Regions from separate parts of the Homo sapiens genome. Here region 2 is linked to region 1. A link is an interaction called in ENCODE POLR2A ChIA-PET data of the cell type or tissue named here. Cell type or tissue: Panc1. All regions are shown on one strand. Each heading gives the region's core, and the rest is flanking DNA. Links, peaks and the distances in the headings are about the cores only.

Region 1 (4,399 bases), core at 302-4,301:
GGTTTTTTGAGCGGTTGGGGATGTTGAGCCAAATAAATAAACGTTTCAGACAAATTTTGGATATTGTTAGCAAAATATCGATTTGTTTAAATAATTGATTTAATGGAAGAGAGAACTCAGCTGCAAAACCTATGCTTTGATTCACCAAATCATTGATTTTCTGCTTTCTATCCTTTGCATTTCCCTCCTTTTTCTTTTTTTTTTCTTTTTGAGACAGTCTCGCTTTGTCCCCCAGGCTGGAGTGCAATGGCACAATCTCTGCCCGCTGCAACCTCTGCCTCCCGAGTTCAAGTGAGTCTCCTGTCTCAGCCTCCCGAGTAGCTGGGATTACAAGCGTATGCCAACACACCTGGCTAATTTTGTGTTTTTAGAAGAGACAGGGTTTCACCATATTGGCCAGGCTGGTCTCAAACTCCTGATCTCAGGTGATCCACCCGCCTCGGACTCCCAAAGTGCTGGGATTATAGGCATGAGCCACTGCATCCAGCTAGAGATCTTTTTCTCTCTAGAAATTTACTGCTCATAAAAATAAAAATAGAGGCCAGGCGCGGTGGCTCACGCCTGTAATCCCAGCACTTTGGGAGGCCGAGGCGGGTGGATTACGAGGTCAGGAGATCGAGACCATCCTGGCTAACACGGTGAAACCCTGTCTCTACTAAAAATACAAAAAACTAGCCGGGCATGGTGGCGGGCGCCTGTAGTCCCAGCTACTCAGGAGGCTGAGGCAGGAGAATGGCGTGAATCCGGGAGGCAGAGCTTGCAGTGAGCTGAGATCGCGCCACTGCACTCCAGCCTGGGCGACAGAGCGAGACTCCGTCTTAAATAAATAAATAAAAATAGGAAAAGTATCATTTTTAAAATAACTATATTTTAGGGAAAGGAAAACAGAATCATGTAAGTCCTAACAGTGCATTCAACACATAGAGATGTAGCACTTCACAGAAATCCTGCGGGCTCCTGCAGGATTTTAAACAATTGCGAGGAATATCTAAGACATCTGTCATGCCCTAAATAGGAAAAGATTCTTATACATATTAATTCAGCTGTATGTCAAGAAATTGAATATTTGAAGTGCTGGTGTATTTTTATAAAGTGAGTGGGTAGAATACTGCATTCATGTGTCCACAAAGCAGGTAGGCAAATGAAACCAGAAAGGTGGTAGATCTAGATACAGTTTTATACTTCGTCAATATTAATAACACCTTACACTTGAAAATGCTTTCCTCCTCCAAACTATTTTCACCTACCTTATTTCATTTACTCCTCCTCATATCTTTCTTTGGACCATTAGATTTGTAAGAAAATCTTTGTTGGAATAATGTTCTCAGGCTTAGAGAAATACTGTGAGCTTTAATAATGGGTAAATTAAAAGTCCAAATGAGGAGGCAGCCATGAAATCAGAGGGTTTTTTAAATTAATTACATTCAATCTAGTAAGTCTAACAAAATCTGTTGAAATGTACTATTGGAGGTGGAAAGAGGGTGGTCTGTGACGGTAGTTACAAAACAGAAAACCGAAAGTCTTCCATATGAAATTCTTCTCTGAGCATTAAAATGTTAATACTGATTTGCTCTTTAAGGAAAGATTTCTGAAGGAAGCATTAATTTGGTCAATTCCTGTCCCTACCAATGACTTGCATTCCTTTCTACCCTAAGAGGGTCTCTGTAGTCGTTCAGCACTTTTCAGTTATCGGCAGTAACAACAATGAGAGCTACCGTTTATTTATTGTCTGCTAGGCACTTTGCACGCAGTATCTCATTTATTAATAGAGAACTCTAGGAAACAAGTGCTCTCTCTGCCCCATGATGGACATAAGGACACAGAGACTAGTGAGTATTTATGGGATTTTTCCACGGTCCGGGAGCTGGTAAGCGGGAGAGCCAGAATTCCAACTCAGTTTGTTGTTTTGTTGTCATTTTGTTGTTCTAAAGCTCACCCTTTGACTCATGTGTAATTGCTGCTTCCTGTGCTTCTGCAGCTGGTATTCTCAGAAAGGATACGAAGGTAGAACAACCACATGCTCCATTGTTGTGATTTCTTTAGTAATGTGTTCTATGGAAGTACCATTTTGATGCATTGAGCTGTTGCACTTACCTAAAATGACAATAAGGGAAAGGAGAAGAAAATTAATATATGGCTTACTTAAAGCTTGCACATAGGTTTTCTAAATATATTTGTCACTAAAACAAAATTTACCTTGGCTGGGGAATTTTGCCTGACTAGTCCAATTCCATTTCAAGTGAGCATTGTGGTAAAATACTAAGCTCAGATCCATTACCTTTGTTGATCCTAGAAATTTTCAGTAGATCCCATTCTTGGATTTGTTTTCATGAGACTGGTCTGATAAACAATATTGCAGATATAGTCACCATATATTAAATTTTCAGCCCAATTCTTTTTCTTTTAAATGTCAATTGTGTTTGAATTATATTGCCATCAAAATACATTAACATTCCCTTCAAAGAAATGTGAACTGACCACCAAACACTTTTGCTAGATTTTTGAATAGCTAAGTGATATACATTGGAGATGGTTCAAACATTCCTCAGAGTATCAAGCTATAGGAATGCATGACAAGATGAAAGAAATAAAAAATGATTTCATTAATATACAAGGCGTGAATGCCACAAGTAGATTCCATCTCAACACTGCAGGCTGAATGCCCTGAGATACTTCACCTTTGACTGTCATGAATAAAAATTAACTCCATGAAGAAAGTTGCTCAATATCACACTGGAAAATCTCTGAAATTACTTCATAGTCTTTAAACTGTTCTTCAAAGTATTAAATAGTCTCTGGAAGAATTTTAGTCTCTTTAAACAGTAACTTTGCTATTTTTGACAGCTGGAAAAAATAAGTTTCTATGTTTATGGTTCCTTTGAATACAGAGTTCAACATGAATTATTCTGATTTGTCTCTGCAAAGAAAAAAGAAAGAAGGGTAGAAGAAAAGGAGGGAAGTGAGGGAGAGAGAGAGGACGAGAGGAAGGAAGGAAGGAAAGAAGGAAGGAAGGAAGGAAGGAAACAGTTGTTATTAATAATAACTGCTGCTACAGAAGTGACTTCAGATGGATTTAATAAGATTCTAAGTGTAAACCCAAACTTCAGTCACCTTTGCATACATACAGCTTTACATGCCTCAAAATAAGCAATAAAGAAAAATCACTGAAAAGTTTGAGATACTCTCTCTCTCTTTTTTTTTTTTTTTTTTTTTTTTTTTAAGAAGTTGAACTTTGTTGCAGTAATCTCCCTGACAGCCTGGAGGTCTGTTTTCATGATTCATGATGTCAGCTGAGATCAGCTGCTGTCAACACAGCCTTCTGATTCAATCCCAATTCTTCTCCAAGGGCTCTCAAAGAAATGGGGGGAAAGAAAGCAAATTGAAACCTTAAATTGACAGAGTCCCTAATGAATGCCAAATTGAAACAACTAACGGGAAGTTTAGAATTCCTGTCTCCTAGGGGGCAAGTGAGAGAACTTTATTCTCTAGAAGGTGGTGGAGTGCTCATGCGTGACTCTTCATGTCCATTCGGTTTTTGCCTAAAAAGCCATTTTGTGCATTTGTTTGTTTTTTGCTGCTCAACATTCCCAAAGGTTGACAGATATGATCCAAAGCCACAGTGTAAAGGCCACTTGGGAATGGGCTTGAGTAGGAAGGGCTCTTACGACACAGCCCGAATTTGGAGGCTGAATGAAATCCTTACGTGTCCAAAGCTTTGGGTGTGATGGGAAGGCTGACAGAGCTGGTTATGAGGAGGGAAGAAATAGCCAACAGTTCATTTCTTTTTCTAAACCTTCTCAAGCAAGACTGGCCTTTGTAGAACAATGCACAAGGCACGGAGGAAGGAAAAACCCACTTTCCATGTAGACAGATCTAAATTTTATGGAGAGGACAGTCTGATCTTTGTTTGTCAATCTTAGTGAAACCTGCACCAATGATGTTCCTCAGTACACGGAACTTCCAGACACCACCTCTTTCACACTAAGCAGTATATTAAAAAGAGCACAACCCTTCTGTAATCCCAGTGCTTTGGGAGGCCAAGGCTGGAGGATCACTTGAGCCCAGGAGCTCGAGACCAACCTGGGCAACATAGTGAGACTCTGTCTCTGCAAAAAAATTTTTTAAAAAATAGCTGGGCCAAGCACAGTGGCTCACGCCTGTAATCCTAACACTTTGGGAGGCCGAGGCGGGTGGATCATTTGAGGTCAGGAGTTTGAGACCAGCCTGGCCAACATGGTGAAACCCTGTCTCTACTAAAAATACAAAAATTAGCAGGGCGTGTTGGCAGGCGCCTGTAGTCCCAACTACTTGGGAGGCTGAAGCAGGAGAATTTCTTGAACCTGGGAGGCAGAAGCTGCAGTGAGCCAAGATCATGCCACTGCACTCCAGCTTGGGCAAG
Region 2 (4,399 bases), core at 308-4,307, 200 kb before region 1:
GGGCAGAAAGAGGGATGGAGCTACAGAACTAGTAAATGTGGTCAGAGCTGAGACTGGAGAATTGGATGGGCCATGTTAGCCAGAGCCTTGTGAGCCCAGCCTGGGTAAGGCATTAGATTTGATTGCACCTGTGATGGGAAGCTCTTGCAGCATTTTAAGCAAGGGAATCACCTGATCATTTATGTTTTTAAAAGTGGGCTCTGGCTGGTGGATGGAGAATAGACTTAGCCAAGAGAGTGGGTACAGCAGGCCAGTCAATGAGCTTGGTCTGTTCCATGGAGGTCAATCAAGGATAGTTTGTGCCCCTGAGGTTTTCCAGGCCACTTCCCCTCAAATCAGCTGCTGCAGCTTAGCCCCTGCAGTTTTCCCTACAGGCTCAGACTGCCTTACGTGGCTTTGGTAAAAGCTACAGTCATCTGCCCTTTGGAAACTCTATTTGGTACTTGCGGTGAGGGACTCACTGATATGGTTAAATCTGTTTCTTTTTTGGTCCTGGCTATTCTGAAAGTCACATTTGGAAAATCAGAACCATTTGAAAGTGTATCTAATTTGATGGCTACACCCTCTTCCTGTTTTGTAAATTAGACTCTTATAATAATGGCATCTACAGTTTATTTGCAGCCGAGGCTGCCAGTCCTCTGACATGAAGAAGACTGCCTTGGAGGCATCTTCTTCCAAAAATAATAAAATAACCATCATCTCTGAATGGTCTTGCACTTGGTGCTCATTTGTGTGAGTGGCACATGGCACTTAGCAACAGCGTCTTCATGTCTGCGGAGGTGGACACAATGATCATTTTCAGGAAATATTTGGCTTAAATTAGCAAAGTACGGCCTAAAAAATAAATACATATGACTACTAGTGGTGAATATTATGTAGCTTAAAGCTACATTGGCTGTTTCCACCAATATTTTTTCTCTAGTCATTGCCTGTGCAGAGGAAATAAAAGATGCCACTTAAAAGGGTGTGGGCCTTTGTCAGAAACTGTAGCTGGAGTACTCAGCTCAATGTTTGAATTTCTTATTTTTGGTGTTGGCACCCTCGTATGAGGGCTGTTTACATGTGGTTGTAACCCTCAGTGTAGGTAGTGCCTGTTTATTTTTGTGGTGACTTTTTAGGGTGTGGCCAAAGGAACTTTTAAATTTCAGAAATGCCATTTATTGTCCATTTCCACTATAACATTCTCTTAAAGCCTCTCATTAGCAACACCCTGAGGATCACCATCCCTCTCTGTTTACTCCATTTTTATATGAATGTTTTTTATATCAAGCAACTTTTAATTAAATGTTTATTTTGAGATCATTGTAGATTCACATTCAGTTCTAAGAAAAAATAGAAAGGGATCCCTTGCATCCGTTACCCAGTTTTCCACTAATAGTAATGTCCTGTCTAACGAGAAAACGTTGTCACAATCTGAAAATTGGCATTGATTTAACCCACTAATATTCTCATTTCACCAATTTTACATGTACTCATTTGTGTTCGAACAATTATTGCGTCAAACTGTATTTTAGGTCAGGCACAGTTGGCTCATGCCTGTAATCCCAGCACTTTTGGAGGCAGGCAGATCACCTGAGGTCAAGAGTCTAAGACCAGCCTAGCCAACATGGTGAAACCCCATCTCTACTAAAAATACAAAAATTAGCCAGGCATGGTGGTGGATGCCTGTAGTCCCAGCTACTCAGGAGGCTGAGGCAGGAGAATCGCTTGAACCCAGGAGGTGGAGGTTGCAGTGAGCCGAGATAGTGCCACTGCACTCCAGTCTGGGTGACAGAGTGAGACTCCATCTCAAAAAAAAAAAAAAACTGTATTTAAATGTTCTAAAGCAGCTGATTAAAGGATTATACTTTGATTCCCTCAGTAAATAATTTAAAATATATCCTTAATTGATATGTTTTATGAAATAAGTCTGCTTTTTTATATATTGGATTTGTCTAAAGGCGTAGCTATAAGGACGCGTGAAAGAGCTTCACTGATACATTTGCAGAATAAGGTGGTGGGCATCACCTTTTTTTCAGCTAATAGTGGTTTAATGCAGTTATTTACAAAAACTCAAGTTTATGTCCATTTGGCTTGCAGACAGCAAACAGTCTAATGTGGATTCTCTACAATTTATCCCGTAATCCCCAAGTGCAACAAAAGCTTCTTAAGGAAATTCAAAGTGTATTACCTGAGAATCAGGTGCCACGGGCAGAAGATTTGAGGAATATGCCGTATTTAAAAGCCTGTCTGAAAGAATCTATGAGGTAAGAGCCTATCTCTGAGCCAATATAAATGTGTTAGAACACTGTTCTCGTAAACACAAAACAAGTGGTCCCCTACTCATGGGCGGCTTCCCCTAGCTAATTAGAAACAATTATCACACTGCAAAAAAATCTTTGGAGCCATATTTCTTTTCTGGCACTCATTTCCTAAATCATTTGGGCAAATTCTATTAAATCTTGGAAAGCCAGTGCCCTCCCCTTTAATTCAATAATCTTGCTACTCTAATGAACGCTGTAAGCACTAATTAAGATAGGGGCATGATTGAAGGTTATGAGATGGAGGCTCACAAAAGAGCTATATTATTATATAATAGGACACAGAGAAAGCTTTGCTTTTGAGCCTCTGGTATAAAACATTTTTTGGAAATTCTTTTTACATCCTTTTGGGAAAACAAAACTCACAACATTTTAGGATTAGAAGGATACTGTCAACTTTGTGAAGAGTAGATTGGAGAAACATAGAACAAACATCACGCTTCAAGGGCTAGCACGGAAACATACACATTTTAGTCTGGAATGAAGGGGGAAAACCAACGTTAACAGTTTACTAAACAGCCTTGCACTGGGGTTTTAACTAACTCAAGAAGATGAGAGGAACAAGAGATACAATTATTGAGAAGAAAAAAACAACTTCTTTAGGAAGATCTGTGATCATGCTGCCTCTTTGAGTATGCACTTGGGCAGCATTTATTTAATCCAATCTGCATTCCCATTGACACTTCAGAGAGAACTTAGACTGTGCTCACCTTTACATCTTTGATTTTATCTTTTCAGGCTTACGCCGAGTGTACCATTTACAACTCGGACTCTTGACAAGGCAACAGTTCTGGGTGAATATGCTTTACCCAAAGGAGTAAGTAGAATTTGTATATTCTATACCTTACAAAACCTTGGAAGATACACTTTGCAAATATTCACCAGATCTCCCTAGACTTTGTACTGGAAAATATTCATTTTGGGAATGCAGAGATGGTAGAGAATAGTTGACATGTTGCATAGTATAGAATTAGAATTCACGGCTATGGAGACAGAGACCTGCATTCAGTTTCATCTTTTATCTGTGTTGTCTTGAGTGAGTTACATAATCTCTGTGAGCCTCAACTTCGTCTGTAAAAGGGGTTTAATAACAGAATCTGCTGCGCAGGGTGGTTGTGAGTATGGTGCACAATTCTAAAGCCCTTTACCTATTTATTACCTGGCACATTTTAAGCACTCAGCGCATGTTGGCAACCATCATTATTATAAATTTGTGGATTTGGCTTTTGATTTGTAAGGTGACAACTTGTGTCAATTTTGCCATTCAAAGGTCTCTTCTGGTTATTTTAAATACTATGTGTCTCTGCATGTGTTTAGACAGTGCTCATGCTAAATACCCAGGTGTTGGGATCCAGTGAAGACAATTTTGAAGATTCAAGTCAGTTTAGACCTGAACGTTGGCTTCAGGAGAAGGAAAAAATTAATCCTTTTGCGCATCTTCCATTTGGCGTTGGAAAAAGAATGTGCATTGGTCGCCGATTAGCAGAGCTTCAACTGCATTTGGCTCTTTGTTGGGTAAAACCTTTACCGGTTTCTGCAATTATGTTCTGTGCTGTTTCACAAGGCAGAAGAAGAGAGGGGTAATTCTGTTTTTGTGTGCGTGTGCATTACAGATTGTCCGCAAATACGACATCCAGGCCACAGACAATGAGCCTGTTGAGATGCTACACTCAGGCACCCTGGTGCCCAGCCGGGAACTCCCCATCGCGTTTTGCCAGCGATAATACGCCTCAGGTGAGCATCTAGGCGGTTCATTATCCTCTGCAAGGTAGTGAGAATGACGAGGGATGAGCTATGCTGGGAAGTCAGCCAGACTGGGGTTTGAATCCCAGCTCACCTCTAACTTGCTGGGTGACCTTGAGCAGTTCCCTAAACTCTCTACTTCCTTTTTTTTTTTCATTTGTAAAATGATGACCCAAAGAGAGTGTATCACAAAAATTTAATATGAATACCAAGTAGTTATTCCTGAGCCTGGCATCAATTAAGTGTTCAGTAAATGCTAGCAGCTGTTCATGGTTTTTGCATGTGAATAGTAAGGGTTGGCAAACTTTTTCCGTAAAGGGCCAGTTGGCAAATATTTTAGGTTTTATGGACCATAC

Evidence for each region. ChIA-PET counts read pairs that join two places held together with the same protein. Peaks named below come from ENCODE experiments on the same cell type or tissue, not always from the same donor. Only the 100,000 strongest peaks of a DNase experiment are listed, where the experiment ranks them.
Region 2: POLR2A ChIA-PET joins it to region 1 with 6 read pairs; 2 of 35 experiments call an interaction of 5 or more read pairs at or near these places.

What each region holds. Positions count from the first base shown.
Region 1 is chr20:53,959,290-53,963,688 of GRCh38, reverse strand. All of the region lies in intron 10 of BCAS1 (brain enriched myelin associated protein 1), which reads left to right. Among named protein-coding and RNA genes, the nearest start is that of BCAS1-AS1, 46 kb to the right of the region's middle. In Panc1, for the core only: no CTCF peak of the experiment used is centred there; no DNase peak of the experiment used is centred there; H3K27ac peaks cover 2,316 bases.
Region 2 is chr20:54,156,804-54,161,202 of GRCh38, reverse strand. CYP24A1 (cytochrome P450 family 24 subfamily A member 1) reads left to right here. Exons shown (of 12, transcript NM_000782.5): 8 at 2,080-2,246; 9 at 3,039-3,117; 10 at 3,618-3,815; 11 at 3,914-4,034. The coding sequence ends at 4,024. Among named protein-coding and RNA genes, the nearest start is that of CYP24A1, 15 kb to the left of the region's middle. In Panc1, for the core only: no CTCF peak of the experiment used is centred there; no DNase peak of the experiment used is centred there.